Linked DNA regions of Homo sapiens: all the other regions are linked to region 1. The links are chromatin contacts, found by Hi-C or POLR2A ChIA-PET in ENCODE. All regions are on one chromosome and are shown on one strand. Each heading gives the region's core, a stretch centred on a gene start or an enhancer-like site at or near the end of the contact. The rest is flanking DNA. Distances are from core to core; before and after follow the strand shown. Region 1 overlaps ALDH1L2 (aldehyde dehydrogenase 1 family member L2). Region 2 overlaps CHST11 (carbohydrate sulfotransferase 11). Region 3 overlaps CHST11 (carbohydrate sulfotransferase 11). Region 4 overlaps CHST11 (carbohydrate sulfotransferase 11). Region 5 overlaps CHST11 (carbohydrate sulfotransferase 11). Region 6 overlaps CHST11 (carbohydrate sulfotransferase 11). Region 7 overlaps CHST11 (carbohydrate sulfotransferase 11).

Region 1 (4,361 bases), core at 825-3,324:
CTTAGCCTCCGAAGTAGCTGGGACTACAGGCACATGCCACCATGCCCAGCTAATTTTTAAAAAAAATTTTTGTAGAGACAGGGTCTTTGTTGCCCAGGCTGATCTCAAACTCCTGGCCTCAAGCTGTCCCCCGACCTTGGCCTTGCAAAGTGTTGGGATTACAGGCATGAGGTGCAGAGTGGTTAAGTAACTGGCCCAAGCTCAGAGGGTTAGTGAGGGGAGAGGAGGCAGAGTTGGTCCTCTGACCCACTGCACCATCCTGCCTCTGACCCTCTGTGGACTAACTGTCATCTCTGTCTGTCTCCCCTGTTAGATAATAAACTCCTTAAGGTCAGGGGCTGTGACTTACCCATGTTACAGTAGATTCCCTCAAACCTGACTTCTAATGTCTGCACATTTAACACCACCACCATGGGAGAATGTATAATGAGAAATGGCATAGCATGCATCCTTGAATGGATATATCAAAGGTTACTCACTACACCTTATAGTCCCCTGAAGTCTTTTATACTATATCTATTAAAGACCGAGAAAGTCTATTCTTTATTTTTTTTTCAAGTTCTCATTGGCTGAAATAAATCTAAAGCCATTCTGAAGAATTTTGTGCAGTATACCATGAGACCCCATTCTATTAAGTATTGTTTTATGAGCTCAGTTAGCACTTGGACCTCTTCGATAAGCTGAACTCTTTGCAAAGTTTCATGTAGTATCACAAGCCAGCATGTCATTTACAGTTGATTATATGATGATTATGAACATTTCCATGAAAAGTTGAGTATCAAGCTTTGGGGGGCAATATCCCCTATAATAACAGCACTCTTTCTCTAGGGAAATAAGATTTCACAGATGCATACCCTAGGAATTTAAATGTGAAAACCAGTTTTGTTATTTCTCAGTTATTTACTTTGTTCCACAGACATCTCAAATGTCAAGTGCAGAAAAACTAAAATTTATTCAGCTAAAAGCCCATTATGTTGGCCATTAATTGAAGCTGAAAAGCAAAAATATACTATGATCTACGATGGTTAGCAAAAGCGTAACTTCTAATTATTTAAGTTAATTATTCTTATGGTAGAAAATTACATGTTCATTAATCTTATGCTGTGTATATAGCACAGTGGCAAAGGGGAAAAATGACTTATCTAGTCAAAACCTAAGTTACATTGTGTCTGAAGAACCTACCCATTTTGGAATTTAGAAATGACCATAATAGGCCCAAAGGATTCCTCTTTGGCGAGGTACATGTAGTCTTCCACATCTGTGAACACGGTCGGCTCCATGAAAAAGCCTTTTTGGAAAAAACAAAGAAAAAATGTCAACTGTAGGTTAAGTCATTTTCAATTAATAGTCCTCTCACTTAATTACATTATAATTTTTTCTTTCCCTCTGGCCCAGTAAAACCAAGAAGAGTTGCATTTCTCTATTTGGTGTTGGCATGCCCAGGTTCTTATTTTTTAATGTCTTTATTATGAAAATGTCAAACCTATGTAAAGGTAGAGAAAACAGTATAATGAATGGTAAAATAAATATCCATATTTTGCTGTATTTATCTTTTCCTCATTGAAATATTTTAAAGCAAATTCCAGATATCATAATTTTAACACCTCAGTATTTCAGTACACATCTGTAAAAAATAAGGATATTTTCTTATATAACCACTATACAGTGTCATGCTTAACAAAATTAGTAAGTATTCTTTATTCAGAGTTTATATTTTAATTTCCTTAATGTCTAGAAATTAGCTTTTTCACAGTTGGTTTGTTTGATTTAGGATTCAAATTCTTCTACACATTGTATTTGGTGTTTAGATTTCTTAAGGATCTTTTACTCTAAAACATTTCCCCATTTTGTCTTCCCCTTATTTTTTATGCTATCGTCATGTTAAAGAGACTGGGTCAGTTGTTTATACATTATCTTTCTTTCTGGTTAATCATTGCTTCCTTTGGATGATATTTGTTTCTCTATCTCTTGTATTTCTTCTTTTTCCCAGTGACTTTTATTGTGGTAAAATACACATAACTGAAATTTACCATCACAACCATCTTTAAGTGTACAGCTCAGTGTTATGAGATTCATAATATGCAACCTTCACCACCATCCATTTTCATTAACTATTTTCAGCTTATAAAACTGAAACTCTATACCCACTAAAAAATAACTTCCTGTTCCTTCCTCCCTCCCTACTGCAGTTCTTATGAATAGAAAGCTTGGCTTAAAGGTATAATTAGATTCAGCTTAAGCTTTTTTGGCAGGAACACTTCATAGGTGATACTGTGTATTACACGTTTTATTCCATCAGGAGACACATATTATCCAGTTGTCTCCCCTTCTTTGTTTTATTTTGTTTTGTTTTGTTTGAGACAGAGTCTCAGTCTGTTGCCCAAGTTGGAGTGCAGTGGCTTGATCTCAGCTCACTGCAGCCTCCTCCGCTCACGTTAACCTGCCTCCTAGGTTAAAGTGATTCTTGTGCCTCAGCCTCCCCAGTAGCAGGTGCGTGCCACCACACTGGGCTAATTTTTGGTAGAGATGAAGTTTCACCATGTTGGCCAGGCTGGTCTTAAACTGTCGCTGTCCATTCCAACTGAAGAAGGCGGGCACCCGGTAAACCCCCACAGAGGTGATCTTACCTGGCCTTTGGACTTGTCTTCCCCCGTACACCAAAGTGGCCCCTTCTTTCACTCCAGTTTCACAGTATTGCAGCAGCTTTTCCAGATGAGCCTTATGATTTTGGGGCCCATGATCAGTGGATCTGTCAAGTGGATCACCAATTTTCATCTTTTTAATTTCTTCTACCTGTATGTTACCCAGTCCATAAAAACACAATTCACTGTTAATAATAATGGAGTTTCTACCAAGTGGTAGGTGTTATACTAAGGTGTTTATAGATGTATTGTCATTTAGTCTTTACAATAGCACCGGAGGTAGGTGGTTGGTTTTTTTTTTTTTTTCCTTTTTGGAGACAGGGTCTTAGTCACTCTGTCGTCCATGCTGGATCACAGTGGCATGGCATGGCTCACTGCAACCTCGAACTTCTTTTTTTTTTTTTTTTTTTTTGAGGTGGAGTCTTATTTTGTTGCCCAGGCTGGAGTACAATGGTGTGATCTTGGCTCACTGCAACCTCTGCCTCCCGGGTTCAAGCTGTTCTCATGTCTCAGCCTCCTGAGTAGCTGGGATTACAGGCGCCTGCCACTGCGTCCGGCTATTCTCATGTCTTAGCCTCCCAAGTAGCTGGGATTACAGGTGTCTGCCACCACGCTCGGCTAATTTTTGTATTTTTAGTAGAGATGGGGTTTCTCCATGTTGGTCAGGTTGGTCTCGAACTCCTGACCTCAGGCAATCCACCCGCATCAGCCTCCCAAAGTGCTGGGATTACAGGCGTGAGCCACCGCGCCCAGCTGCAACCTCGAACTTCTAAGCTCAAGTGATCCTCCCGCCTCAGCTTCTCAGAAGAAGAAACTGAGGCCTAGAGGGGTTAAGTAAGTGCACCCAACCACTAAATACTGTAGACTTTTTTCCACTTGAAATCCCAAGTCCTTAACCACTATCTACTAGCACAATATAAGCTACATACACTATATGAAAATTATCCTAAATGTTAATCCATTAAGAATAGCAAACTAATGTTCTGAAATGTTTATTAATATCACATACTTACACTGTTCATGGCAAGAGAATTTCTAAAATGGTCACATTGTTATCTTTTTTTTTCCTCCTCAAATGTGGCAGACTGCCTTTGTAAAATTCTCCTGGTGTAGCCATGCCAGATGACCCACTAGAATGCTCTGACGAAAAATAATCTTTACTGCACGATGTTCATCACTGACATGTATTTGTAATTATCTCTTCCACTCCTCAGTTATCTTAACCTACTTCTGCATCTTCTAATGTTAAGTCCAATTCTGGTAAGAAGAATGGGAGTTATAACCCAGCAGGTCCATGACTTTGAATTTAGGCCTGGCCGTAATCTCTTAGTGCGTTCCCCAGGGTTCTGCACTGGATGAGAAGTTCTGAGTGGCCAGGGACCATGTCTGCCTTGTTCACATTTATATTCCCAGCATGCAGTGTTTGGTACTAAGTAGGTGCTTGAGAAATGCTGCTGATGAATGAATATGAACAGCATGTTTGTAAAACATGCTTGTTGATGTACTGATATAGCAAATCCTTGACATTTCTGGTCTCAGTGTTTGAAATTTCAACAACTTTTAGCTGATTGTGAAAGCCCATGATATATAGCACTGCAGACTGTCTTTCAGTGAGACACAAAATTAAATTACACTGTGATGTTCAGGAGGCAGCCACTGCCTACCTGACTGCCCTCCATCTGCCTGTCTATATGACTTCCTTGTTACTCATTCTCATGA
Region 2 (4,361 bases), core at 467-2,966, 460 kb before region 1:
GGCTGGGTCCCATGATCAGGGCTGCTGTTTAGGGCCGGGGTCTTCCTGTCTTCTGGCCTTGTGAATGGCCTGGTGCTTTGCCTGGCGAGAGGAGTCAGACTTTCCTCTCTTGCTGCAGTGTGTTGTTGCTGCTCTGCTGTCTAGCAGCTACCGTTGCCATGGAGCAGCAAGAGGTACTGTGCCAGTGGCCCCCCTCCCACTGTCCTTGCAACAGCTCCTCTGTCTGCCTCCTTAGCCCTCAGCCCTGCCATGGGATGGGAACAGAGGAGACTGCAGCAGCAAGTGTGGCTGATTTTAATTGATTTCTGCTTGGTACACATTTACTGATGAGCTGTAGGTCAGCAACTTCCAACAGAGCTGAGATGGGAAGAGAATGGCTGGCTGCCTAGTTGCTTCCTGGGACTTTGAATGGCATCTTGGCATTTTACAAATGTGATCATGGGAGCTGCTGATGGGACCTCCCCTAGAGATACAATGACAGCGGCACCTGTCATCTCTACTATTATCTATAATGTGGCTTGTATTTATCAACTCACTTAAACCTGCAGGCAGTATTATCTCCATTTTACAGATAAGGAAACTAAAGCTCAGAGAGGTTAAGTAACTTGACCAAATTAACACAGTGAAAAAGGGGCAGAGCTGGGATCCAATCCCAGGCAATATGGCTTTATAGTTCATGTTCTTAACCACTATTTTATACTGCCTCTGTATTTCTAAACTAAAAGTTGAAACCTACCATTGGAGATCTTTAAAAATAAAAGTAGGTCATTAGCTCTTTAAGACAGTCTATGTATGTAGCGACATTTATTAAATACTGACTGAATAAAGTACCTAAGAGTATGCCAGGTACTCTTCTAGTTGCTCTCATGTATTAGCTCATTAATCCCCACAACACTCCTGAGAGGTAAGTATTATTATTTTCATCCCCATTTTGCAGAGGAGAAAACTGAGGCATGGAGAGGGTTAGTATCCACGGTCACAGAGCCAGGATGTGACAGGACTGGAACCCAATTGTCTGGCTCTAGATTCTAAATAAAAGTGAAACTACTAGCTTATGAAACAAAATTTGACAAACCTCTCAACTTGGTTATTCTGACGGAAGAAATTCTAGGAATAGAGAACCCTCCTGGAGTTACCGTCTTAGTTACTAGAGCTCAGTTTGTGAGACTCCATAGCTTTTCAGAATATTTTATATTCTGAATAAAAAAATGCACACAACAAAAACAACCAGATACATTTGTTCAAAGGAACGATCCTCAGGATTTGTGGACAGTTCACTTCGAGACCAGTGTCTCTTACAATCTCAGTTTTCTGTCCTGAGCAGTTACCTTCAAAACTTAGGGGAAGAGCTCAGAGGATGTCTGAGTCCATTTTGCATCTTCATCACACAGAGCTCTGTGGCTGAGTGCATCATAGCTCTTAGGTACAGCAGACCTATTGGATTGATCAGCAGCAGAACTGTTATGCCTGGGGTAAGAACATAATGAAGTGGGGGAGATTCCAAGCTAGGAATTTGGGGCCCAGATTCTAGGGGATGCCTCCAGGGTTTTCAGGCTGCACCTTCTCCATTGATCTGCCCAGTTTATGGAGCCACAGGGGAATAAGTCCTGCTATTGAAGGTGATGTTGGTGCAGGTGGTATTGGGGTGGCACCATTGACCATGCTGCACTGGGAGTCCCCAACCCTGGGCTTTCCCTTTTGAGGTTCAGTGTAGGCTCTTGATTCTGCTTCATAATCTTACTTTACAGTTGGAGGAAGAGGACGGGTTGCGAAAGGAACTTCCTTTGCATGCGGTCAGAGTGCTGGGCCATCTGAACAGCCCCCTCCACGGTCTGCAACATTTCTACATTCTGATAGAAACAGTTAGTGGTCTTGACGTGTCTGACAACCTACAAAACCAACATATCCTGGGGTTTGATCTCTCTGGTGGTGTCAGAGGAGTCCAAAGTGAGCATCTGTAAGCTCGGCTGTGATCCAGCCTATTTGGGAGGATCTGTATTAAACCAGTGACTGCCCTCCCCACCCCACCTCTACTCCTAAAGGGTTCTGTTTCACAAGAGCCAGGCTCAGGTACCTGTTTTTCTCCACCCACACCTTGTTTATTCCTCTTTTCCTCACTGTCTTCGTTGTTGTTCTTGTTGTATATGAGAAAATCGACTCATTTTTAACATTTCGCAAGCCTCCCCCTCCCACTAGTAGGTGTGTGAGCAGCTGCAGATTTTACCGTCTGTAAACCTTCCACACTCCAGCAGATCCTCTTTCCACCTTTCAGCACTGTGCAGCCCACCCAAGCCACGTGCCTTCTTGGTGTCCCATCTATGCCTCTCTCTGAAATCAGGAACCAAGCTCACTGGGGATGAGCATGGCAGGACCTCAGGAAGAAGCCTACTCCTTTCCTTCCTGCAAGAAAATGTGCCAGGCATTTAGTATTAGGGATACAGAAGTGGATACACAAGATTCTTGCCTTCAAGCAACTCGGGAATTTAGAAGGAATAGCAACAGTATTAACAATTGCTACCATTTATTCAGTTTCAGTATATGTAAGCCACTGCACTTTTTTTTTTTTTTTGAGACTGAGTCTCGCTCTGTCACCCAGGCTAGAGTGCAGTGGCGTGATCTCTGCTCACTGCAGTCTCTCCCTCCCAAGTGCAAGTGAATCTCCTGCCTCAGCCTCCTGAGTAGCTGGGATTACAGGCGCCTGTCACCACACCCGGCTATTTTTTGTATTTTTAGTAGAGACGGAGTTTCGCCATGTTGACCAGGCTGGTCTCGAACTCCTGACTGCTGGTGATCCACCCACCTTGGCCTCCCAAAGTGCTGGAATTACAGGCGTGAGCCACCTCACCCAGCGCACTGTGCTTTTCCTGAATGATATCATCTAATAATTCTCAAAACCAGCCTGGAACGTAGGAATTCTTGTTTTCATCTTGGAGATGAGAAAATGGCAGAGAGGATAAGTTAATCAGCTGAGGTCACATAGCTAGCAGGTGGTGGACTCAGTAGTTTGTCTTTGGAGGACAGACAATTTTTTTTTTTTTTTTGAGATGGAGTTTTGCTCTTATTGCCCAGGCTGGAGTGCAATGGCCCGATCTCAGCTTACTGCAACCTCTGCCTCCTGGGTTCAAGCGATTCTCCCACTTCAGCCTCCCAAGTAGCCGGGATTACTGGCATGTGCCACCATGCCTGGCTAATTTTGTATTTTTAGTAGAGATGGGGTTTCCCCCTGTTGGTCAGGCTGGTCTTGATCTCCTGACCTCAGGTGATCCGCCCGCTTCGGCCTCCCAAAGTGCTGGGATTACAGGTCTGAGTCCTGCACCCGGCGACAGACAATATTATTAAGAACAATGTTGACTGAACGCCTCCAGCGTCCCACTTGTCAGTGCTTGTAGACACAGGCTTTCAGTCTCCTGAAGTGCTGTGGACACTTTGATCAGAGAGGGTCATGGCTTGTGAGGATCACCACACAAGAGGAAGTGGCAGCTCAGGTCTGATGATGAAGTTTGTCTGACTCCAGACCTTTCTGGCTCCTAACCCCTGGACCGTATCACCTCTCATCAAAACAGTGCAAGATGTATTATCAAATCCAGCCACTGGTTAGACTAGAAAAAGGAGCTATTAGGAGTGGTGACAGAGGGCATCCCTGTCTTGTGCCGGTTTTCAAAGGGACTGCTTCCAGTTTTTGATCATTCAGTATGATATTGGCTGTGGGTTTGTCATAGATAGCTCTTATTATTTTGAGATACGTCCCATCAATACCTAGTTTATTGAGAGTTTTTAGCATGAAGGGTTGTTGAATTTTGTCAAAGGCCTTTTCTGCATCTATTCAGATAATCATGTGGTTTTTGTCGTTGGTTCTGTTTATATGCTGGATTATGTTTATTGATTTGCATATGTTGAACCAGCCTTGCATCCCAGGGATGAAGCCCACTTGATCATGGTGGATAAGCTTTTTGATGTGCTGCTGGATTCGGTTTGCCAGTATTTTATTGAGGATTTTTGCATCGATGTTCATCAGGGATATTGGTCTAAAATTCTCTTTTTTTGTTGTGTCTCTGCCAGGCTTTGGTATCAGGATGATGCTGGCCTCATAAAATGAGTTAGGGAGGATTCCCTCTTTTTCTATTGATTGGAATAGTTTCAGAAGGAATGGTACCAGCTCCTCCTTGTACCTCTGGTAGAATTCGGCTGTGAATCCGTCTGGTCCTGGACTTTTTTTGGTTGGTAAGCTATTAAGTATTGCCTCAATTTCAGAGCCTGTTATTGGTCTATTCAGAGATTCAACTTCTTCCTGGTTTAGTCTTGGGAAGGTGTATGTGTCAAGGAATTTATCCATTTCTTCTAGAATTTCTAGTTTACTTGCA
Region 3 (4,361 bases), core at 612-3,111, 390 kb before region 1:
GGACTTCAATTAATAAGAATGCATTGACAGTGGCTCATCAGTCACAACATATGTACCACACCAATGCAAGATATTAATGATAGGGACAGGAGGCAGGGAAATTCTGGGCAGAAGAGGGTTGGTCCCCAGCGAGGTCCCTACCCTCAAGCTGAAAAGCCTAATACTGTAGCCCAAAGTGAGACCTTACATCCCTGTTTTCCCGCTCAAATGTTGCCTGCCCCGACCCCCATCCTGTGCCCATAAATACCCCAGGCTCAGCCAACAGAGAGGGGAGAAGCAGCTGGACATTGGAGACTACAGTTGGATGTCAGAAGCAGCTTGACTTCAGAGGGACAGCTTGATGGCATAGCTTTAGAGATGAGTCCAATCGGGGACCACTGGACTCCAGGGGAAAATTACCTTCCCACTCCTTCCCCTTTTTAGCTCCCCTTCCTGCTGAAAGCCACTTTCACTGGCAATAAAATCCCCCACATTGGCCATCTTCAAGTCATTTGTGTGACCTCATTCCTCCTGGATGCCAGACAAGAACTCAGGTGCCACAAATGTGAATGCAAAAGGGTGTCTGTCACATGGACCATCCACTGAGCTGTTAACACTTAATCTGTCCATGGATGGCAAAGCTAAAAGGGCACTGTAACACTTCTTCCGGGGCTTCAGGGGTCATGGACACCCTCCCCTAGATGCTGCCACAGGGTCAGTACAGAGTTCGCTCTTGCTGGCACCCAAAAGCGTTCACCCCCACCTCCTGCACCCATTCACCTGTGTTCCCCCTCCTCTGAGGGGTGGAACAGTGAGTGAGTGGAATTTGCCCCTGCCAGCACCCATGTACTCCAGTTCCTGCCTGCAAAGGGGTCAGGGAAGTATCCTGCTTCATTAATAATGGGAAACTGGGGGTTAAGGTATGAGTGTATGTATATGGAAGCTCTATATACTTTCCACTCAATTTTTCTGTCAACCTAAAACTGCTCAAAAAAGAGAATCTATTAATTTAATTAAAAACAAAACTGGGTGGACCCTACCCACCTTCCTACCAGCAAACATGAGAAGGAGGATGGCTGTTCCCCAGTGCTGACGGGGGCACTCAACCTTCTGGGGGCAATTTAGCAATGGATAAGAAAATAAAAAGTCTGTAATCACCTTGATCTGGCACTTCTAGGAGTTTATCCTAAAGCCATGGTTCTCAACCAGGGGGGATTTTGCACCCCATCCACCCCAGGGAGGACATTTGGCAACATCCGAAGATAGTTTTGATTGTCAGAGCTGGGGAGCTGCTACTGTCCTCTAGTGGGTTGAGGCCAGGGATGCTGCTGAACGTCCTATGGTGCACAGGACAATCCTTACAACAGAGTCATCTGATCCTGTACGTCATTAGTGACACTTCTGAGAAGCCCAAATGAGGAACTGGGTAGGTACATAGTACTCATCTCAGTATTGTTCACAGTAGTGAGAAATTAGAAATGATCAAAATATCATGTGGCAGTAATTAAAGGATGGTATATCCATACTATGGGATCCTGTGCAGCCTTTAGAATGGCAGTATGGGAGTATGATCTCTAATATGAAAAAAAATGCTCATGAGACATACATGAAAAAAATTACAAAGCGACATGCATAGAAGAATTGTATCATTGTAAAGACAGAGTACCTATGCGCATTTCTTTTTTTACTTTTTACAAATTAATTTGATTTTTTTAAATTTTGAGACAAGGTCTTGCTGTGTCGCCCAGGCTGGAGTGCAGTGGCGCAATCGTGGCTTACTGCAGCTTCATCCTCCCAGGCTCAAGCAGTCCTCCCACTTCAGCCTCCTCAGTAGCTGGGACTACAGGCGTGTGCCACCATGCCTGGCTAATTTTTGTATTTTTGTAGAGATGGGATTTCACCATGTTGCCCAGGCTGGCCTAGAACTCCTGGGCCCAAGCGATCCTCCTGCCTCAGCGTTCACAAGTGTTAGTATTACAGCTATGAGCCACTACACCCAGCCTGTTATGTATCTCTGAGAAGACACATAACAAAATCTCAAGCCTGTGTCTAGGTGGTTGGAATATAGGTGGTTTTTAACTTTTAAAATTATTTTGGGGATTTAGATTTTTTTTTTTACAATGAACATTTATTACTTTTATAATTAAAACAAGAATACTTTTTAAAATTAAGAAATTATGCAACTAGATATGTAGTCAAGTAGAGGTTGCTTAAATACTAAGGTTTATTTTCAACTACTAATTACTTTCAAAAGTATTTTAAGGAACACATTGTCATACCAATTAGATGCCCACTACATGCAGGTTTTGTACATTTCATTTACTTCTCAAAAAGCCGTGTTGTAGGCTGGGCATGGTGGTGCACACCTGTAATGCCAGCACTTTGGGAGGCTGAGGCGGGAGGATCACTCGAGGCTGGGAGTTCAAGACTAGCCTGGGCAACATAGTGAGACCCCTGTCTCTACAAAAAAATTAAAAAATTAGCTGGGCATGACGGCACATGCCTGTAGTCCCAGCTACTTGTGGGAGGCTGAGGCGGGAGGATAGCTTGAGCCCAAAAATTTGAGGCTGTAGTGAGCTATGATTGTGCCACTGTGTTCCAGCCTAGGCAATAGAACAAGACCCTATCTCTTAAAACAAAGCAAAACAAAAAACCGCAAACCTTGTTGTTGCTCCTCACCACCCATTTTAGAGATGAGGAAGCAGAAGTTTGGAGGGTTAGATACGTCAGATGCAGAGATGGGGTTCTACCCTGTGTTTTCAAAGTCCAAGTCTTTCCCTCTGTACCATGGTAGGGGCAGTGTGCCACTGTAGTGGGTAGCGTGTTTGTGTGGGATTATCAGTAACAGATTTCTTCCAATATGCTCTTTTCAAGAACTCCAGCACATTTAGGGGATTTCCATTTGAGGAACTTAAGAGGACATTCAGAGACTTTTTCTTCACACACACACACACACACACAAAGTTCTCATGACTTTTTTTTGTTGTTGCACTTGAGGAGTTTTTCCTATCTGGAAAATTCCTTTGCCTGGAATGGCTTATTCTAGATCAGGGATGGAAACATCAGTTGTGCCTGAGAATCTGGTCTGGGTCTCATGAGCGTGTTTTCCAGCTCCTGGAAAGCCAAGACTTCACTGTTTTAACCCAGGGTAAGAAGGGACCTCTCTAGAACATTTCTCAGCTGTCATCTCATAAAGAGACTTGTCAAACCTGATTCCTCTGGTACCAAGAGGAAGCAATTTGAATTTTCTTATTTCCTCTGGAGTTTAGGGGTGCAGTTAGCAAACAAAGGAACCTCTTAGGTCTCTCTGCCTTTGCTATCTGCTAGTGGAGACTGCTTTTCTTGGACGGTTTCTGCAAGGAGCTGTCCGGCCAGTTGTGGATTGGCTCACGGGATGGAGAACTGCTTCCTCTGAAGAGAGGGACTTCTGCTTCCTCCTCACTGTGCTTATTGCTGCTCAGAGGCTGCTGGGAAATCTCTGCCGCAGCCACCCTCCCAGCGTGCACCTCCTGGATATCTGTCCATGGAAGCTCCTGGACACCCCCTACCTTCCCTGCATCTGGGTGGACTCCCGCATGCACTTGCTGCATTTCGTCTCAGGTTGCCTTTTGACTCTCCACCGCTTATGATTCCACTCGGTGGCCTCCCTACTGATGTCTTTCCTCAGCCATCTTGTAAGTGGTTTCTCCTTGGTTCCAGCCCTCACTGAGGCCAGATTCTGTTTCCTGCCTTCAGTGTCTAACGTGTGGCCAATCCTCTTTCTTCAAAGGCAGAGTGGCCCTGCTTGCATCTGCCAAAAAGACACACCTGGGCTCCCTGCAGCTGGCGTGGTGCTGCCTGGGCATCCTGCCAAGCCAGCATGCCCTCTTTCTAGGGGAGCTTTCCTGCTTCTGGTTTTCAAATCCTTGAAGCAGCACTGGGGAGGCGATGAAGAGGGTCAGGTTTGGAGTCTCTGGCTGAGTCCTGGCCCTGGCCCTGGCAGGCAGAGTGCAGCTGGGGTGGTTCTGTCTCAGAGCCCGGTGGCAGACTGACCAGTGTAGGTAGGGGAAGACTGGCTGGACCTCCATCTCAGATCTGTCCCTTGAAAGTAGGGTTGGGATGAGACCCCTTAGAGGCTTCAGTCTGGAAGATAGTGCAGGAGCAGAGCTGGTAGGATTTGCTGTAGAGACCAGCCCTGTGCTGGAACAGGCCCATGGCTTATCTGCATGAAACCTGAGGACAGATCACTGCAGCGAGCCTTCTTCCACTTTTTTTGTTTTGTTTTGTTTTTTGAGACAGAGTCTTGCACTGTCATCCAGGCTGGAGTACAGTGGCATGATGGCTCACTGCAAGCTCTTCCTCCCAGATTCACGCCATTCTCCTGCCTCAGCCTCCCAAGTAGC
Region 4 (4,361 bases), core at 928-3,427, 360 kb before region 1:
ACTCATGCGCAGTAAACGAGGTCAGAGAGCCTGGCTTTGGGATCCAGGCTGACCCAAGGTCAAGCTGCGCCCTGCAAATTAGCTGTGTGACCCTGGACACCGTTCTCAGCTTCTCCAGAACACAGTTTTTCATCTGTTAAATGGGTATGATGACAGCTCGTAGCTTACTTGCTTTGGAGGCCAGCCTGCCCGTGTCCAGATCCCAGCTCTGCCACTTCCTCCTCCTGTGAGCCTGGCTTTTCCGTTTTGTCAGTTGATTCACCTTCAGTCAGGAATAATAGCCAATCCCTCAAAAGGTGGCAAGAGAACTGAGTTGATGCATATCAAATACTTGTGCTTAGCACATAGAAATTGCTCAACTCAACAAATGTTAGTTTAGAGGAGGCCCTTAATAAATCTAAGTTCCCTTTTCCCCTCTCGCTTTCCTAAAGCTTCACCTAAGCCAACAGCTGGACAGAGGCGGAAGCTTGCCAAGAGAGTCAGAAGAATCTGGACTCCACACCGCCTGCTGCAGGGCCTGCTGGCCTCACAGGGAGAGGGAGGAAGGGGGGTCCACCCTGGCCAGGTGCACTCTGGTGAGAGCAGCCCACAGAGGCCTTGTGGTCTCCCAACTTCCTCAGTCCTTAGGATGCTAACAGGGCTGTAGCAGAGCGAGTCCTCAAAACCAAGGGGCTTCCCCACCACTCTGAATCCACCAGCAATCTCTGCCTCTGCACGGCACCCAGGGCAGGGTGGTCCTTCCCCGCTTTTCTATTCCAGACCGTCCATGAACTGCCTCCATTTCCTCCACCCACCCCCAACATAGCCTCCTTCATGGAGCATATACACATGTGCAAGTGCATATGTTCAGACCCACACACACACACACTCACACTCATACACACTCACACAAACACATCCATACACACATGCACTCACACTTACACACACACTCCCACACATACACACCCACACATGCACTCACACTCATACACACACTCCCACACAAACACATCCATACACACGCACTCACACTCATGCACACTCTCCCACACATACCCACACACACACAAATATACTCTCACACATACCCCTGCATACACACACATCATACATACACACCACATATACACACACACTCCCACACATACCCCTCACATACACAAACCAATACACACCCACACATACACTCTCACACACACCCCACATAAACACACACCCACACATACATTCTCACACACACTCCCACACATACCCCCCACACCTATACATATACACCAACAGAAACACACACATACATACATGCACATACATGCACACTCACACACACACTCTTTTCCAGCTTTGTGTTTCTGCTTCTGCCTTTTCAGTTTCTTTGATTTCCCACATATGGATTTCCTGCCCTGCCTTCTGAGGGTGTTGGGCAGGTGAGAAGCCCTAAGATCATGTTCAGAGCTGAAAACATAATCACCAGATTGGAATACTGGAGATGAGATGGTAGAGAATGGCTAGTTTTAGCTTTTCTCATTAACACGGGGTGGGAGCAGATGACCTTTTCCTTTTAGCTGACAGCTAGTCTGCTGGCCATGGGCACACCCTCCTCCGCAAAGCCTCTTGTGATCTCCAGTCTGACTGGACACGGCTTCTTGCTGCGCCCGTGATCCTAAGCATGGGGTGTGGGTGGTAGGGAAAAGCCTGGAGCAGGGCTGCTTGGTTGAAATCTTGGCTCTGCAAGTTATTTGGTTTTGCTGTGCCTTCATTTCCCCATTTGCAGAGTGGGGTCAGTATTTGCCCTGATTCTTAGGGTTGTTAAGAATATTCGATGAGGAGAGCCACATCAAGTGCTTGGAATGCCTGTCTACTGATCATTACTGTTACCAGCGCGATCATGGTTTTGATCATGGAAGCTCTTAGCCCACTGCACTGTGATCGGTCTAGGAAGTCCTGTCGCTTCCCCCACAGGTTTCGCAGCAAACGGGCCAGGACAGTTATCTCAGGCAGCCTAGAGAACGCCTACAGTGTGAGCAAAGCCACTGTTTAAAGTGAGGTGATACTTTATTCACCAAAGATTCCTTTACTTACAGAAAGTCCCCCTTGAACTTATGATTTGAATTTTAGACATTTTACCCAATCTCTATCTTTCTCTCTCTTTTTCTCTCTCTCTCTGTCTCTCTCTCCTCCCCGCCCCCAGCCCTCTTCTTGCATAATGTGAGAAGAGGCTTTCAACAGCCAAATGGAAACCCCCTTTGTCACCTTGTAGGCGTGTGGCATTGGGACACTGAAGTTAGCAAATCGGCCAGTGACTCATCAGTTTCCTCTCCATAACTGGGGTGTGGTTGGGGGATGGGGCAAAACTGGCACTTGGCAGGAGGCCTTGGCACAGTTCCCAGGCAGCATTCCTTCTGACCCGTCAGTGACCATGTCCTACCCATTAAGGAATATTGTAATGATCAGCCCTGGAGGAAGGAGCATTAAGATTTCTGCTCTGACTTCAGATGTTTTGATACAATTTGGGTAGCTCGAGTTCTCCATCCCTGACAATGAAAATGCCCAGGAATGTCAGGGAAGCGCGTTTTCTGGAAACCTACCTCCCTGAGACCTGTCTGGCCTGCACAGGGGGGTGGACCGTGTGGGAGAGAGGGGATTGTCCCTCTCTCCCCAAGGTCAGCTCTGGCTTGCGGAGTAATGGCTCGTGTGAGTGATGTGTGTGCAGGACTCCATTAGGGGCCCGGCTGTCCAGCTGTCTTGTGGCAAGTGTCTTTGCAGAGAGGGGCGAAAGGAGCAGATAGCTCCAGAAATGGAGAATAAAGAGACCATTGCTTTCTGCTTTCTGGCAAATTCTGCCAAAATACTGCAGAGAATGAAAAACTTTGAAGGAAAACCCCTTTATCAGCTATCCCATGCCTTGTGGCCATTGATTCCACGAGCAGGTGTTTCTGAGAGCTGGAAGCTGGCCTGGCCCTGGCCTCTTTCAGGAATAGAACATGTGAGGATGGTTGGCTTCACCACCTCCAAAGGGACCTCGGGAGGAGTAACCTCCCAATGGGGCAAGATTACTCACCATGACGGGCAGCTCAGTGCATGGCAACAAGCGTATGCTCTGCTGGGCAGCCTTCTTGGCTGGAAAACTGGCTCGTGATTCTGACTGTGACTCTCCCTCCTACACTTTCCAAGCCAAGAGCCTCCCCCAGATTTCACATGCCTCCCGCATGGCACCTCTGTTCTCCTGCTGCCACCACTCAGACACCCAGGCGTGAGGATTACTCTGAAACCCTGATGCTTGGCCATACCTGCCCCACCATTTCTGAGGCTGCCATAATGAATCACCACAGACCAGGTGGCTTAAAACAACAGAAATGTATTCTTTCCCAGTTCTGGAGGCCAGAAGTCCAAAATCAAGGTGTCAGCAAAGCTGTACTCCCTCTGGAGACTCTAAGGGAAGATTTATTATTTGCCTCTCCCAGTTGCCAAACTCCTTGGCTTGGGGCCCCATCTCTCTGCTCCATGTACACGTTGCTGCCCCCTCTTCTGTCTTCTTTTTTGTCTCTTATAAAGACACGTCATTAATATTTAGGGCCTACCCACACACTCCAGGATAATCTCAAGATCCTTAGCTTAATCACATCTGCAAAGACCGTTTATCCAGAGAAGGTCACATTCCCAGATTCTGGGAATTTGGATGTGGACCTATCTTTTGGGGAGGTACCATTCAGCCTACTGTACCTGTTAATGGAATGGTTTGTTACATGGATTAACACTGACTTGAGGCTTTCTAGGGTGAGCCTAGAGCATTTTCTCAAAAATACACATGTGGTGACACCTATTTTTAGCTATTTGACTTGGACAAGTAACTTACCCTCTTTGGGCCTCAGTTTCTTCACCTGTAAAATGGGAATGATAATAGTACCTACCCATAGGTTTGTTATGAGCATTAAATGAGTTCATGTAAGTACAGTGCTTCGAGTGCTATCTGGCAATTAGCAAAGCACTCCATAAATATCAACCATTCTTATGGTGATTATCATCATGGCATCATAATCATCATTGGAAGCTACCCCAGGCAATGAGACTGTCCTAGACAACTCATTTAACATGTAGCACAGCACATTCACAAACCGTTTGTTTCGACTTTTCGACCTACTTAAAATCACTTGGAATTTGTTGCCGTGTGACCTTGGGCAAGTTCCTTAACCTCTCTGAGTCTGGCAGAACATTCCCTGGAAGGGCTGCTGAAAGATTAAATGTGGTCAGCCTCGTGACACATGTTCTGCATCAATCCACGTTGGCTGAGCAGTGAGAAGGCAGCATGTTACAGTCTTGCCTCTCCACAGACGTTGGTGGCATCTTTCTTCCCTGCCCGTGTCTTTATGGCTGCTCGGTTT
Region 5 (4,361 bases), core at 1,074-3,573, 340 kb before region 1:
TGGGTCAACAGGCATAAGATGAGGCTGTCTCAGGCACACCAGGATGTGTGGTCACTTAAATTACACAACTTCTTAACTCTGACAGAATGGTGCCTGCCCTTGTGGAGTCTACAGTCCACTGGATGGGAGACAAGAAAGTGGCAATGCTAATGCAGCATGCCAAGTGTCAGGACATGGGGGTTTTAAGGGACCATGAGAAGTTGGGAGCACAGAGAAGGGCCCCTGATTTGGTCTCTGGGGGTCAGGGAGGGCTTCCTGGAGGAGGCGACAACTAAGATGAGATTGATGGATAAGTAGGAGTTAGCCAAAGTGAAGTACATAGTGGTGAGAGCTGAGATGGAATGGATACCAAGGCCTCAATCTAGAGATTAGGCCTCTGGGCTCGGGCACACCCCTACTCTCTGGGACCGCTTATATAAAATGAGATACAGTTTACATCAAGGATCTGTCACTTTTTCTTAAAAAGTCAGATAGTAAATATTTTAGATTCTGTGGGCCAAGAGGCAATATCAAGGATATTACATAGGAACTTGTATAGTTACTTAAAACAAAACCATGTAAAAATATGAAAATTATTCTTAGCTCCAGGACCATATTAAAACAGGCAGCTAACTGGATTTGGCCCGCACATTTATCTCAAAGTTTGTGGTCTTACCCAGCTTTATGGCATATCTATTCATCAGAAAGCTTTGCCAGGTATTGTATAGACCATGGGGCAGGGGGTAGCTTGTATCATGGACGTACCTACATTAAAAGCCCCCAAGAGCCAGCAAAAACCCATATTCAAACCTACCTCCACTCTCCAGCCGCAGTCCAGCCCCAGCCAAGCCACTTAACCTCTCTGAATCTGTTTCCTGATCCTGTGGAATGTGGGTAATAGCACTGCTTCTCAGGGCTGCTGTTAGCTGCCTTCTCATTCCTCTTACTCAGCATTCATCAAACACTTATCCTGCACTGGGCGCTGCACCAGGCCCCGGAGTTCAAAGGTGGCCAAGATGCCACTTTTGAAAAAAATGTTTTTTGAATGTGTTTTTTGGTTTTGTTTTGTTTTTGTGGTCATTTTCTTAAAAAACCTGGGTGTGGTCAAGAGCACAGCCCCCTGTTTTGACGCTGCATTAGTGGAGGGAATGAGTTTAACGAAGCGGGTGACTTCACCTGGGTCACCTGCCAGGATTCTATCTGGGGTCACAGTTACTTCAATAAAGTGAAGCAGGAACGAGGCAGAGGGGACATGGGCCTTTGTGAGAATGAACGATGGAAACTCTTTGAACTCCTGGGATAGAAAGGCCAAGCTGTCACTAGAGCTGTTCGTGATGGGAGAGTGATTAAAGCTCGTTGGAGTTTCCTGCCTTCTTCTGGCATCAGAACTTTATGCCTGCTCTGTGTTCGGAACCAGTGCAGCTCCGAGTCCTGAGCTTTGACGTGGGAATCAGATTTCCCTGGGCCTGAGTCAGATTCTGGGCCCCACAGAAGTCAGTGGCTCCCATTTGGCTGAGGGGGTTCCCACCGGACCCTTTGCTGGGTAGAAAACACAGCAGCCAAGAAAGATCTGTTGGTCCTTGAGTCAGCTGTTGAGAAATGGAGCCACAGGGGATGCTGGGGGGTTCTCCGAAGCTTGACACCCTGCCTTCAGATCCTGGCATCATCATTTGGCAGGAACACGTGTGGCCTTTCACAAGCAACAGGATTTCTTTGAGCCTCAGCTGTCCCATCTGTAAGATGGACATGGTGTTGCCTTCCCAACTGGCTTGCCCTGAGACTAAATTTGGAAATTGCCAACATTCCTCGAATGCTCCTTATGTGCCAGCTATTGTGGGGAGGGCCTCAGCTCAGCCCCCTCCAAGGCCTGATAGTTTGAAGGCACTGAGGTAGAGGTTTTGTGTCTGTTCCTAGAATTAGGCAGTTTGGTTCCAGAATCAACATCCTTAACCATTAGATGACACTGTCTGTGAAGAGAAAGAAAACTCATGAAAACACAATTCACAACACAATGAGTGTGTGTGTGTGTGTGTGTGTGTGTGTATGTGTCCTTGTGGTTTGCTTATTGAACAAGCATTTCCTGAGCACCTACTTTGTGCAAAGCCATGGAAACATAAAGATGACTAAGGCACAGTTCCCAGCTGCAAGCGGGGAGCTTCCAGACATTTCTATCTTACCTCAGAGCTAGTGATAAGAATAGGTTCCCTCACTCTCACTTCCACCCAGCATGTGCCTTAGCTTACAATTGATAGATTTTTTTAATTCTGTGACCACAGAGCTCTTTGCCAGAAATGGGGGCGGGGGAAATCCATTACCCAGAAGCGGCCCCAGCTCCCCCTTCACAGCCCTCCTTTCTTGTGGGTAGCTGGCATTGCCACGTACAGAGTAACTTGGACGTGACGCTTCACCGTGAAGTCACACTCCTGGCCTGCTGGGAACAGTGGGGCAGCCCTGGAGGAGCCAACCCGATGAATAACGTTATTGGAGGTGTCCATATAAAGAGGACCTTGTGTAAATAAATGATGTGACCCTCCCACCCCCACTTTGGCAGGGCTGCGGAGCTGAGAAAGGGAAGCACAGGAAATGTGTTTATTTTGCCTTTGCTGAGCAGTCGTTCTGAGGGTACACAATGCAACATTAAACCCCAGGGGAGCCTCCTAGGTATGTTAACTCGCCATCTGCATGCTCCCTTTGCTGTGCAAAGAGCACAGAAATGGTTTCCAAGCCTTCTGTTTGGCTCCCACCCACCCTACCTTTTTTCTTTTTTCCTTTTGTCTACTTGGGAAATTTTTGAAGATAAAGTGCAGCAGATGATATAATAAACACTTTTTACTCACCATCCTGAATTCACAAATGTAACATTGTGGCATATTTGCTTCAGATCTTTTATAGATCTGCCTATATAATAGAAATAAACCATCAGGGTCAGGCACGGTGGCTCACGCCTGTAATCGCAGCACTTTGGGAGGCTGAGGCGGGCGGATTACTTGAGGTCAGGAATTCAAGACCAGCCTGGCCAACATGGTGAAACCCCGACTCTGCTAAAAATACAAAAAAAAAAAAAAAAAAAAAAAAACATAGCTGGGCGTGGTGGTGCACACCTGTACACCTGTACTCCCAGCTACATGGGAGGCTGAGGCAGGAGAATTGCTTGAACCGGGAAGGCAGAGGTTGAAGTGAGCCGAGATCACGGTACTGCACTCCAGCCTGAGCAACAGAGTGAGACTCGGTCTCAAAAAAAGAATAAAATAAAATAAACAAACCATCACCAAGGTAGAAATCTCTTTTGAATCTCCTCTTCTCCCCTTCATCCCTGCCTCTCAACCTCTTATGAATTTACAATATAAATTCCAGTGTTTGTTTTATACTGTGACTCCTATATCTGGACCCAGATACAATATGCAACACAGGTTTATGTTTTCATAATTTATGTAGGTGCTATCATACTGAATATATTACTCTTCAATTTGCCTGTTCTGTACAACTATGTGTTTTGATGTCCAGCCCTGTGGATCCCTCAGTCTGTTCCAATTACTGTATCATGTTCCATCATATGATTATATTGCATTCTATTTATGTATCTACCTATAGGTAGACAGATAAATTGCTTCCATTTTTTTATCATTATGAATAACATTGATCAAAGCATCCTGGTGCATGTCTGCCTTCAGATGCACAAGTATAAGTGTGTCCCTATAGTGTGTGTCTCAGGACACCCGCCAGCAGTGGATGGGGACCCCGATTTCCCTGGGTCCTCCTCACTGCTTCGTGTTGACATATTGTGATAGTTAATTTTTTGTGACAATGTGACTGGATTAAGGGATGCCCAGATAACTGGTAAAACATTATTTCTGGGTGTGTCTGTGAGGGTGTTTCTGGAAGAGATTAGTCTTTGAATCAGTAGACTGAGTAAAGAAGAGCTTCCTCTCCAGTGTGGCCGGGCATCCTTCCAATCACTTGAGGCCTTGGATCAAACAAAAAGGTGGAGGAAGGGCCAATTCTCTCTTTTCTTGAGCTGGGACGTCGGAGCTCCTGGTTCTCCGGCCCTCGTATCCAGACTGAATCTCACCACCAGCTTTCCTGGTTCTCCAGCTTGCCAATGACATATCATGGGACTTCACAGCCTCCATAATCACACGAGTCAATTTCCATAATAAACCTCCTCTTATATATGTCTTATATATCCTACTGATTCTGTTCCTCTGGAGCACCCTAACACACAGATGTTTTGTATTTCTTCCCAACTAAGTGGCCTCTCCATTGAAAAAAATAAGAAAATTTAAAACAAGGAGCTTGCTCAGAAGTGGCATGACCTGCCCATGAAAAGGAATGCTTTGTAAATCCCAGAGTTCAACATCATCTTTCCTCAGGGCTCCTGGAGA
Region 6 (4,361 bases), core at 580-3,079, 310 kb before region 1:
AAATTTCATTCCGGTGGACGAGAGTGGAGTCGACACAGTCCTCATTACTGCCCAGGTCTAAATTAAACAAGACAAGGGAGGTTCTTGAGGAGCAAGGCAGAAGTTACTGAAGGCTTGAACAGTAAATTGCAGGAAAGGAGCTTCTGTCGGGGAAGGTTCTCCGACTTTCCAGGGTGCATGGAACCCCAATGCATTTCTCCTTTGGAGGATCAACGGCCACTTAGGTTGAGGGTACAGAATGGGGCACAGTAAACCCAGCCTCCTCATCCTTCCCTCTCTTGCTGGGTGAGGGCTGGGCTGCAGGCGCGGCCCCCAGGACTCTGCCTTGGTGGCTATGGTTCCAGAATGGTGACGCCCGGAAGCAGACACTCCGCAACGTACTGTCTTCTAGGCTGACAGCTCTTGCCTCCCCAGCTTGAATACATGCTCAGTGGGCCAGGGTTGAGTTCTGGAGTCCCCATGTCCCTTTGTAGTGACACCAGCATCTCTTTCTAGATAAGGGGCTTGCATAAAGAAATGCCATGTTGGCTTACAAGTAGGAAATCATGTTCTTTCCCATCAATTGGATTTCTAGGTGACCACCTGAGATCCGAAGTTCTGGAAGTCAACACACCATCCACCCACGCTCCCCTTGCCCACTTCACTCTGTCTCTCTCGTGCACAGGTGCACGCACACAGGGCTCAGGCTGCAGTCCGACAGAAACATAGGCTTCCTGCCATTAATTGGAGGGCCCTGACTGCAGACACAGCATAACTATCTATTCATAGTCTTTTTTTAATTCTAAGAAATGCTGCTCTAGCTATTACCTACTTCAGGGCAAATGACTGGCTGGCGTTATCAGCATTTTTCAAGTTATAAACACCCCCTCTTAGCTGGGACCCCTCTTTATTTTCAGTGTTCTTCAGAATGAGGAGTTGGGGCATGGCCAGCCGGCCCTGGCTGTGGCATGGAGGATGGACTGGCCCTGGGCACTCAGGGAGGGGTGGCGGGGGCTGCACCCCATGGCCAGGGGACAGTTACAGGCACCACTGTCCCCAGATGCCCCAGGGAACACTGTGTCCCAGCTGCTTCTACGTAACAATCCAGGCCATGGCTTTCCTTGTCTTGCACCCATTTCCTGGAGGAAAAGCGGGAATGGTTTAGGAATGGGTCCCTGCTCCGTGGCTCCTGAGAAGAATTCCCTCTCTCCAGACTAACGCTGGTGTCCAGGCACTTTTCCGCCTTTAGATCCAAAGCTATGGAGGGGCTTGTAAACATGTTGCTTTTTGTAAATTGAATAAGTGGACTTGTCTAGTTTCGTAAACATTGCTGGCGGCATCCGGAGCCCCAAGAAGCACGCTTCCTCCTGAAACACTGCCCTGCAGGCAGGACAGCTCCCCGACTCTGGCATCAGCTGCCATGTCTTGAGAGTCTACTGTGTGCCAAGCATTTTACCTGCAGAGTCTAATTTTATCCTCAATCTTATGCAGTGGGTACCAGGATTTTCCCTTTTTACAGATGAAGAAACTGGAATTGAGGAAGGCCGAGTTGCTCCCCACAGCCTCACGATCGTGAGAGGCAGGGCTGGGACTCATGGCGTCCAAGGCGTTTGGTGCTGTGTCTCTCCCTGAGGGCTGCGTGCAGCCTCCCCTTCCAGACCCCGCACGGTATTTCCTCATCCAGGAAGACAGGACCTAGGGCTGGACGGCAGCTACACTCATGTCATGCGCTGGGAGGGTCTCCCGGGGTCTCCCCAGGACCACGGCCACCTACCACCCCTGTCCCCTGAAGATAAATGATCGCAGCTGCAAATTTCAAACAGTGTGACGTGCTGCGGTCGGCAGCCAAGACAAAAAACCCACAGACGTTTGGCCTTTGAGGCAGAGGAACACCACGAGCTTTCTGTTGCTTTTCTTTTGATCTGCTGTTTGATTTTAAAAAGGGGAAAAAAAAAATGGAGAGGATCAGTGAGTAGAAATCTAATTTGAAAAAAAAACAAAACAAGTTCACAAAAACAGGAAATGTCGTCTACCGTGGACCAGTCGCTGCTGCTTTGGGACTTTTAAAATGACAGCACGTCTTATAGACGCCGTTCACCTCTCCTAGTGAGCCTGGAATTCTGGGGCTCAGAGGAGCAAGGTTGAGAGGTCGTGGATGTAGGAAGGGCGGAGAAACCATCTCATGTGCCCCGCAGCGTTTGCTCCAGGGCCGGGGCTGGTCCTCGGCTAAGCTGGCTTCCTTGGTTTTTCTAAAGGAAGACTCATGACTTCCCTGAGAAATGTTTGCTTACAAAAGACTGAAACCCACCCTGTGGTGCTGAAACCAAGGGGAATTTAATGCAAGAGCAAACCCTAAAGCCAGAAGCTGGGTTTGGGCCTGGCCCCATCCCCATCCCCATCTCATCAGGCATCACAGATTTAAGGAGTAGGGCTGTGGGTCCCTGGTGCTCTCTGAGCCCTTAAGTCTCTGGTGGGGCTTATCTCTGTGTCTCTCTTTCTCTCCCACACAGATACAGACACACACAGCCACACACACACCAGAGCTACCTCAGAATGGTGCCTTCAGCATAGAGCCTTTAATCCCACATGGGTCCAGGGCCCCACTGGCTCACTGTCTCTGACCGTCTGTGCCACCTTTATGGGAAAGAGAGTCAGATCGGTTCATGTATCTCTGTGCCTCAGCTTCCTCTTCTGCAAAATAGGAATGCTAATGGTATTTCTATCCCGGAATGTCTGTGAAGGTGCCATGGGTTAGACAGTGTGCTCAACTCATTCAAACTCAGGCAAGTGTACCCCTGCGCCTGATAGAGAATGAGTGCTCAAAATGGGGTGTGACTACTGTCCTTCCTATTGTACAGCGTCCCTGGTATAAGGAGTTACGTGAACAAACGTTTTCAGAGCCACCTCAAAGAGAACACAACCAGCATAGAAAAAAAAATAGATCGTTTCACTGAAAGAACCACTATAAATACTCCATGATAAGTCAGATTTCTGGAAGATATTGTATAATTTTCAAAGCACTGCCACATACATGGCTCAGGCGATTCCCCCAATATTCTGAGATATTACTGAGACTAATAAACAAGGAAATAAGAAGTTAAGGTATTGCCTGAGGTTGCACTGTCTGCAAGTGATGGAGTTTAAACTCAGATCCACGTCCCACCTCTAAATTCTCTGTGGGTTTGTTGTTGTTTGCCTGTTTGGTTTTGGGGGGTTTTTTTGAGACAGGGTCTTGCTCTGTCACCCAAGCTGGCGTGCAGTGATGCAGTCATAGCTCACTGCAGCCTGGACCTCCCAGGCTCAAACCATCCGCTCCCCTCAGTCCCTGGAGTAGCTGGGACTACTGGCGCATACTACCACACTCAGCTAAGTGTGTGTGTGTGTGTGTGTGTGTGTGTGTGTGTATGAGATTTTACCATTGTTGCCTGGGCTGGTCTTGAATTCCTGGGCTAAGCCATCTGCCCGCCTTAGCCTCCCAAAGTGCTGGAATTACAGATGCGAGCCACTGTGCCTGGCCAATTTGGTGTGTTTTTAACTTCATCAGAGGTAAAAGTTTTCATAATCCATCATATTTCTCTTTATACCTTGGCTACTGGGAAGCACAAACTAAGTGTGATGCCCAAACTCAGCACTGCCCTAACCGTGGTTTTTAGTATATTTTGTATATTGACTGAACTGCAGTACTTAGATGAGGTAGATTGGTTTTCTGAAACACAGTGTAAGTGCCTCTGTAAAGTGGATGAATTGTGCCTTTGCAGACGTTCAAAAATGGTGAGGATGAGTTTTATTTCTAACACGTCATCGTTTCTGCTTGTGGAAGAGGACGGGCTATGGTGGACGTAGCCTGGCACCTGTTCCTTCCTGTGATCTGGTTCTCTCTTCCAGCCTTGCTGTCTGGAGTCGTTGCTGGAAAGAGTGTCCAAAGAAAACAAGGCCCCATCCCCCTGCAGGTCATCTTTCTGTTTCCTGCTGATACCTGGGGGGAGGTGAGGGGAGACTTTCTCAAAGGCCCTGGCAGTGAAACATCATCAAAGTGAGCCAAGACCTTTGTGAGGCTGAGATGGGGATCACACCTTTCCAGAACGCTCATAAGTGTCACTTCCTAAGGATTTCAAACCTGCACAGACAAACCCACGTGTCCTACGGGAAGGCTGCTCTGTGTCTAGGGGAAGGCTAATGACTTTCTTGGCCTTTGTCCCTCAGTTCTCAGGGGGGTGGTGCTGGCGTGCCCTGTCAGACCCACTTACCCCAGACAGGAGCCTGACATGCCTGGCTGAGTCCTGCCTCAGGACTGAGGCCCTGTGGCTCAGTTTTTTGATCTGTGGTGTGAGCGTAGTATCACCTCCCCTGGGAGTCATGATAGCAGTCAGCAGTATTAACAA
Region 7 (4,361 bases), core at 877-3,376, 290 kb before region 1:
AGATCTGGGAATCTGACACTAGTGTCTTCTCTTGGCCACTAAATTACACTCCAGCTGCCACACTGCATTGCCATCTTTTCTGTTCCTTGTCCCTGTTAGAATGTGTGCTTTCTCCCTGAAATCATATCTTGCTTCAAACTGGGCTCCCCCAGCGCCTCAGGCTGTGGCCTGTTTGCATAACTGGCAGTCACTGGACTGATTCAGGCCAAGGATGGAGCTGCCACCAGGTTGCAGGGTCCCTCCTGAAGACGGAGGACCAGGCTGGGAGGTAGACAGCCTGCTGGGCAGGGGTGAGGGGTGAGCTGACCAGTCTGAAGCTCATCCAGGGCAAAGCGGGACCTGCAGGTGGCAGACGCTGTCAGTGGGAGGTTGGGAACCAACGCCGGTGTGTGCCAGAGGAGCCCGGGTAGTGGGTGCGGGCAAGAGCAGGCCTGAGCGTTCTCTCCCTCTCCACCTGGAACACCCTGAACTCATCACTTTTTGGGCTTCAACCAGGGGAGGCAGGGAAAGTGAAAGGAAAAGTGACATCAGCCACTCTCCCTCCTTGTCAGCAGCTTAGGGCAAAATTCTAGTTGGGAAAGGTGTCCTCATCTTTTCATTACTACATTGGCCTGAATTTCTAGAAGGTAGAGTGACTTCTCTCGGCCAGTGTATTCATCCGTGCACCAGGCATACAGTCAGCTATTCTCACCATCATCTATAACCACAGGAGGTCCGTGGCACCGTCATCCCCATTTTACAGATGAGAATGCTGAGTCTCAGATTAAGTAACTTGCCCAAGGTCCACAGCCAGTAAGTACTAGAGCCGGATTTTAAGCCCAGGCTGTCTGGCTGCAGAGCCTGTGTTCTGAACCACTCTGCTCTGCTGCCCCTTGATGGAAACAGCCACATAGTAAAGAACTCTATTTTTTTCATGAGAAAAAACTTTTAACTGTGAATATTAATTGCTTGTCCCTTAAGAGCAGCTGTGGGTCAAGTGACACAGTAAGTTCTTTGCAGACTTCATCCCTTTAAACCTCATAAGAGCCAGTGAGGTTTGTGCTCTCTCAGCTCCCACTTTACTGATGAGGAGACTGAGGCCAGGAGAGTGAATCTTACTGACCCCAGATCATGGGGCTGGTCAGGGCCATTGCCAAATTTTACATCCAGATTGGTCTGCCTGACTCCAGAGTCTGATCTCCAGCCTGTGCTGATGAGCTTGCTCATCTCCGCAGAGTTCCAGACATCCTAGGGAGAGTAAACCTTTGTTCCATCAAAGCAAATACTCTCCATTTTTGTTCAGTATTTATTGAATGAGATCAGGGAGACACTGATTTTCTGTAAAAATTGTATCCTGAAATCAATGTATTTAGTTTCTACCACTTAGTTTTAGTAGGGTCACTGGCCTTTAAAGAAAAAAATGCAAAGACTTTTCCCAGTTCTTGCCTCACTTTTCTTTAATGAGCTCTGAAATCAGGCCAGCCCAGGGGGACCTATCCCACGTTCCCTATTCTGGATAATAAAATGGGTCACTCACTTCTTTTTAGTTTTATAATTTCCATTGATCATAAATCTACATGTGTTGTCAAAATACTCCTCTGAGGTTGATGGAAGGTAGCAAAGATGGTTTTTCTATTTCATAGGAATGTTATGGCACCACACAGATGACACTCCCTGCCCTCTCACTCTGCCCTGGAATCCATCCCTGCACCTCCAACAAGGGCTGCTGGGTGGATAGAAGGAGAAAATCCCTCTTTTTGCTCTGCTGTCCAGCAGCACAACAAAAAGGCATATTTGGGTTCCAGTCTTTGCTCTGCTGCTTTCTGGGAGTGGGTGGATGAGCTCTCATCTCTGGGCCTCAGTTTTGCCATCTGAAAATCAGAGGGTGGTATCAGATAATCACAAAGGTATTTTGTAACTCTGAAGTTCTGGGTTCTAAGGACTCTGAGATGCAAAATTATTTGAAAGCTCTACAGGCAGAAGAATATTAATACCTCTGATGTCATGCAATTGAGGGTGTCTTATTCACCTCTGGGCCCCGGGTCTGTGTCCCTGCCATTGTGTGTGACTCTGTTCCTGGATATCTGTATCTTCATGTCCTCGGCCATGGCCTAAGAAGCCGCAGAGATGTCTGACTTCCTCAGTGAACAGCAGATGGATGGATTTAGACGTGCTTGTCCCTCTAGCACTCCACGATGGTCTTCCTGTTCCACTTTCACTATGATTGAGAATGGGCCGTCCTTCTTGAAAGAGGAAAAAGGCAGTGAAGTGATAAACAAAATCTTCTTAGTACTCTGCAAAGATGTTCATGTGTTGCCACAAAGCTAATCACCCTTTTCTGAATTCTGCAAGTATTGGGCACCAAGTGCCTGGGACACTGAGATACCTGGGCCTTATCCCAGCTGCCCTGGAGGGAGGGCATGAGTTGAGCTCACATTGTTCATAGTGACATTAACTATGATCAGGATGGAGCAGGTTGAGGCAAAGGGGTGAAGGTAAAGGTGGTGGAAATGGCTCCGTTGGGGCCCCAGGCTTGGTGGTGGTGGTTACTGGGGAGAGAACGAGGGTGTCTTCCAGGCAGGGGTAGGAGGAGGGCTTTGGAGCCCCATCTGCAGAACTAGCTCCACCTCTCTCTTGGGGGAGGACCAGCCTTCCTCTCACTGGAAGCATGCAACATGCAGAAACGAAAGGCCCAGAGCATGGCTCATGCGTGCCTTTGGAACAATGGAGAAATCGGGTATTGTTAAAACATGCTGCTTGACTAAGAAATAAATGGACCTCTTTGGGTGCCTCTCAATTCATAGTTCAGTTACTGTGAAATTCCATGAATCCTTTACAGTCTGTTAATACATATTAATAGCTAATCTTGATATTGCCAGAAAATTGCTCTTCAGACCTCCAATTTGCTTAACAGCTGCCAATCTAAGTTGCCGCCAATTGCCTCTATCGGTCTTCTGTGTCAGTGAGATATTAAGTCGCCATGAGCCAGGCATTTTGCACAGATGACAAATGTGTTTGGCGTTCACTGCAGAACCCGCTCATGTAAAAGCGACGCTCAATCATCAGTTCTCAAAGTGAAACAGAGACCACCAGCCTCAGAATTGGCCTGATAGAATCATCACGGGGCAGCGATCAAGAGCAGGTTCCCAGGACAGCCCGACCCACTGAACCAGAATTACTCAGGGTGGTGTCTGGGAACCCGCATTGCATCAGATTCCCGCTGTGATTCTTACATACACTGAACATTGAGAAATGCTGTCAGGTGAAAGGCAAAGCAACATTCCTGCTATCCTGCCCCCGGCACTTGGGAAACCACCCTCTGTAAGGTTTACAGTAGCTACTTCCTGAGTGCCTACTATGTGCCAGGTACCATGCTATGTGCTTTCCTTGTGGGCTCTCATCTAATCCTCAAAATGACCCTGAGAAGTAGACTTTATTGTTGTCCCCATTTTGCAGATGAGGAAACTAAGGCCTGAAGGGCTCAAGTGATTAGGCCAAAATAGAAGTAGAATATTCTGGTCAGTCTGGGAAGAGAACCAATGAAGCCAACTGGTTCAAAGAAGGGAGAGGCCAGGAGGAGATCCTGAAGGGAGGCAAGCCCCTGCCTCCCAAGAGCATCACCCTCTGGGAGGCCCATCGTGGTAGGGGAGGTTGACGGCCTCCCTGGCTAGGGGAGGGGTAAGCCACCCGGGACTGCTCAGTGGACCCATGCTCCTCCTCCCCTACTCCTGCCAGCAGCGACTTCCGAGGACCCCAAAGCACTAGCCAGCAGGTGCTCAGCCTGCCTGCCCTTACTTCTGATTTCCCAAGCAGTGTGGGAGCTGCATCCCTTCCTCACCGTTGTTCCTGTTCCGGGCCACCATTCATCGGAAAGCAGGCCAGCTTGGCAGCAGCCCCATTCCTATTCCTGCCCCCCTCCGGCACCCTGCCCAGGCCTCCGGAAGCCCAAACAGCTGATCTGAGATGTCAATAAGGCCCTTCCAGCTGCACCTGGCCTGGCTGAAAGGGAGCCCCGGGGGTACCACACAGCCTCAGACCAAGTCCTTCCTGGGCAGCCCTTGGCGCCCTCCCCCTCCAGCGTGATTTGATTCCCCTCCTCTTGTTTCTTGGCCTCACCAGACGGGTGGAAAGTGCCAGCGTCCCTCCCTCATCAAAAGCTGTTGCATTTCTACCCAGGGCTGAGAGTCCCCGCTCTTCTCTCTTGGCCTCCAGCCCCAGAGCTGATGCTAAGCTCCTGTGTGGCAGCCACAGGCTCTAAGCCAGAAATCTCCACCAGAAGATGAGGTGGGGGCTGCGGGTTTAGGCACAGGAAGCCCACGAGGCCTCATTGGCCGTCTTGTGACCCGAACAATCCCTGCTGTCCCAAAGTCATTCATGCATTC

The links. Hi-C counts contacts between places; a loop is a spot of excess contacts on that map. ChIA-PET counts read pairs that join two places held with the same protein, here RNA polymerase II (POLR2A). Pooled maps may share reads with other maps.
Region 2: a map with no recorded cell type shows a loop between it and region 1 (5-fold over the local background). The contact joins two enhancer-like sites. A Hi-C loop is called at or near these places in 4 of 37 single-sample maps with no recorded cell type and 3 of 50 pooled maps.
Region 3: a map with no recorded cell type shows a loop between it and region 1 (13-fold over the local background). The contact joins two enhancer-like sites. A Hi-C loop is called at or near these places in 4 of 37 single-sample maps with no recorded cell type and 4 of 50 pooled maps. POLR2A ChIA-PET finds 5 or more read pairs at or near these places in 1 of 52 experiments (activated CD4-positive, alpha-beta T cell).
Region 4: a map with no recorded cell type shows a loop between it and region 1 (2.6-fold over the local background). The contact joins two enhancer-like sites. A Hi-C loop is called at or near these places in 13 of 37 single-sample maps with no recorded cell type and 12 of 50 pooled maps.
Region 5: a loop to region 1 is called in a map with no recorded cell type, with 2.1 times the contacts of the local background. The contact joins two enhancer-like sites. A Hi-C loop is called at or near these places in 11 of 37 single-sample maps with no recorded cell type and 12 of 50 pooled maps. POLR2A ChIA-PET finds 5 or more read pairs at or near these places in 2 of 52 experiments (PC-9 and RWPE1).
Region 6: a pooled map shows a loop between it and region 1 (2.6-fold over the local background). The contact joins two enhancer-like sites. A Hi-C loop is called at or near these places in 3 of 50 pooled maps. POLR2A ChIA-PET finds 5 or more read pairs at or near these places in 2 of 52 experiments (WTC11 and activated T-cell).
Region 7: a loop to region 1 is called in a map of aorta, with 2.0 times the contacts of the local background. The contact joins two enhancer-like sites. A Hi-C loop is called at or near these places in 1 of 168 maps with a recorded cell type or tissue (aorta), 11 of 37 single-sample maps with no recorded cell type and 5 of 50 pooled maps. POLR2A ChIA-PET finds 5 or more read pairs at or near these places in 5 of 52 experiments (GM10248, K562, WTC11 and 2 more).

What each region holds. Positions count from the first base shown.
Region 1 is chr12:105,029,142-105,033,502 of GRCh38, forward strand. ALDH1L2 (aldehyde dehydrogenase 1 family member L2) reads right to left here. Exons shown (of 23, transcript NM_001034173.4): 20 at 2,628-2,793; 21 at 1,183-1,288. Among named protein-coding and RNA genes, the nearest start is that of NOPCHAP1, 45 kb to the left of the region's middle. Within about 2 kb of position 2,075, at least 3 of the 41 ENCODE cell types and tissues checked have a DNase peak (open chromatin) inside an H3K27ac peak, as active enhancers do.
Region 2 is chr12:104,568,140-104,572,500 of GRCh38, forward strand. All of the region lies in intron 1 of CHST11 (carbohydrate sulfotransferase 11), which reads left to right. Among named protein-coding and RNA genes, the nearest start is that of MIR3922, 21 kb to the right of the region's middle. RefSeq lists an enhancer at 1,831-1,920. Within about 2 kb of position 1,717, at least 10 of the 41 ENCODE cell types and tissues checked have a DNase peak (open chromatin) inside an H3K27ac peak, as active enhancers do.
Region 3 is chr12:104,640,719-104,645,079 of GRCh38, forward strand. The region is part of intron 2 of CHST11 (carbohydrate sulfotransferase 11); the gene reads left to right. Among named protein-coding and RNA genes, the nearest start is that of MIR3922, 51 kb to the left of the region's middle. RefSeq lists enhancers at 2,499-2,548, 3,446-3,495. Within about 2 kb of position 1,862, at least 6 of the 41 ENCODE cell types and tissues checked have a DNase peak (open chromatin) inside an H3K27ac peak, as active enhancers do.
Region 4 is chr12:104,669,619-104,673,979 of GRCh38, forward strand. The region is part of intron 2 of CHST11 (carbohydrate sulfotransferase 11); the gene reads left to right. Among named protein-coding and RNA genes, the nearest start is that of MIR3922, 80 kb to the left of the region's middle. RefSeq lists an enhancer at 1,793-2,397. Within about 2 kb of position 2,178, at least 31 of the 41 ENCODE cell types and tissues checked have a DNase peak (open chromatin) inside an H3K27ac peak, as active enhancers do.
Region 5 is chr12:104,693,453-104,697,813 of GRCh38, forward strand. The region is part of intron 2 of CHST11 (carbohydrate sulfotransferase 11); the gene reads left to right. Among named protein-coding and RNA genes, the nearest start is that of MIR3922, 100 kb to the left of the region's middle. RefSeq lists an enhancer at 2,270-2,409. Within about 2 kb of position 2,324, at least 8 of the 41 ENCODE cell types and tissues checked have a DNase peak (open chromatin) inside an H3K27ac peak, as active enhancers do.
Region 6 is chr12:104,718,807-104,723,167 of GRCh38, forward strand. All of the region lies in intron 2 of CHST11 (carbohydrate sulfotransferase 11), which reads left to right. Among named protein-coding and RNA genes, the nearest start is that of MIR3922, 130 kb to the left of the region's middle. RefSeq lists enhancers at 1,552-1,641, 1,700-2,328, 2,302-2,351, 4,293-4,361. Within about 2 kb of position 1,830, at least 21 of the 41 ENCODE cell types and tissues checked have a DNase peak (open chromatin) inside an H3K27ac peak, as active enhancers do.
Region 7 is chr12:104,738,730-104,743,090 of GRCh38, forward strand. The region is part of intron 2 of CHST11 (carbohydrate sulfotransferase 11); the gene reads left to right. Among named protein-coding and RNA genes, the nearest start is that of MIR3922, 150 kb to the left of the region's middle. RefSeq lists enhancers at 2,264-2,313, 4,020-4,361. Within about 2 kb of position 2,127, at least 11 of the 41 ENCODE cell types and tissues checked have a DNase peak (open chromatin) inside an H3K27ac peak, as active enhancers do.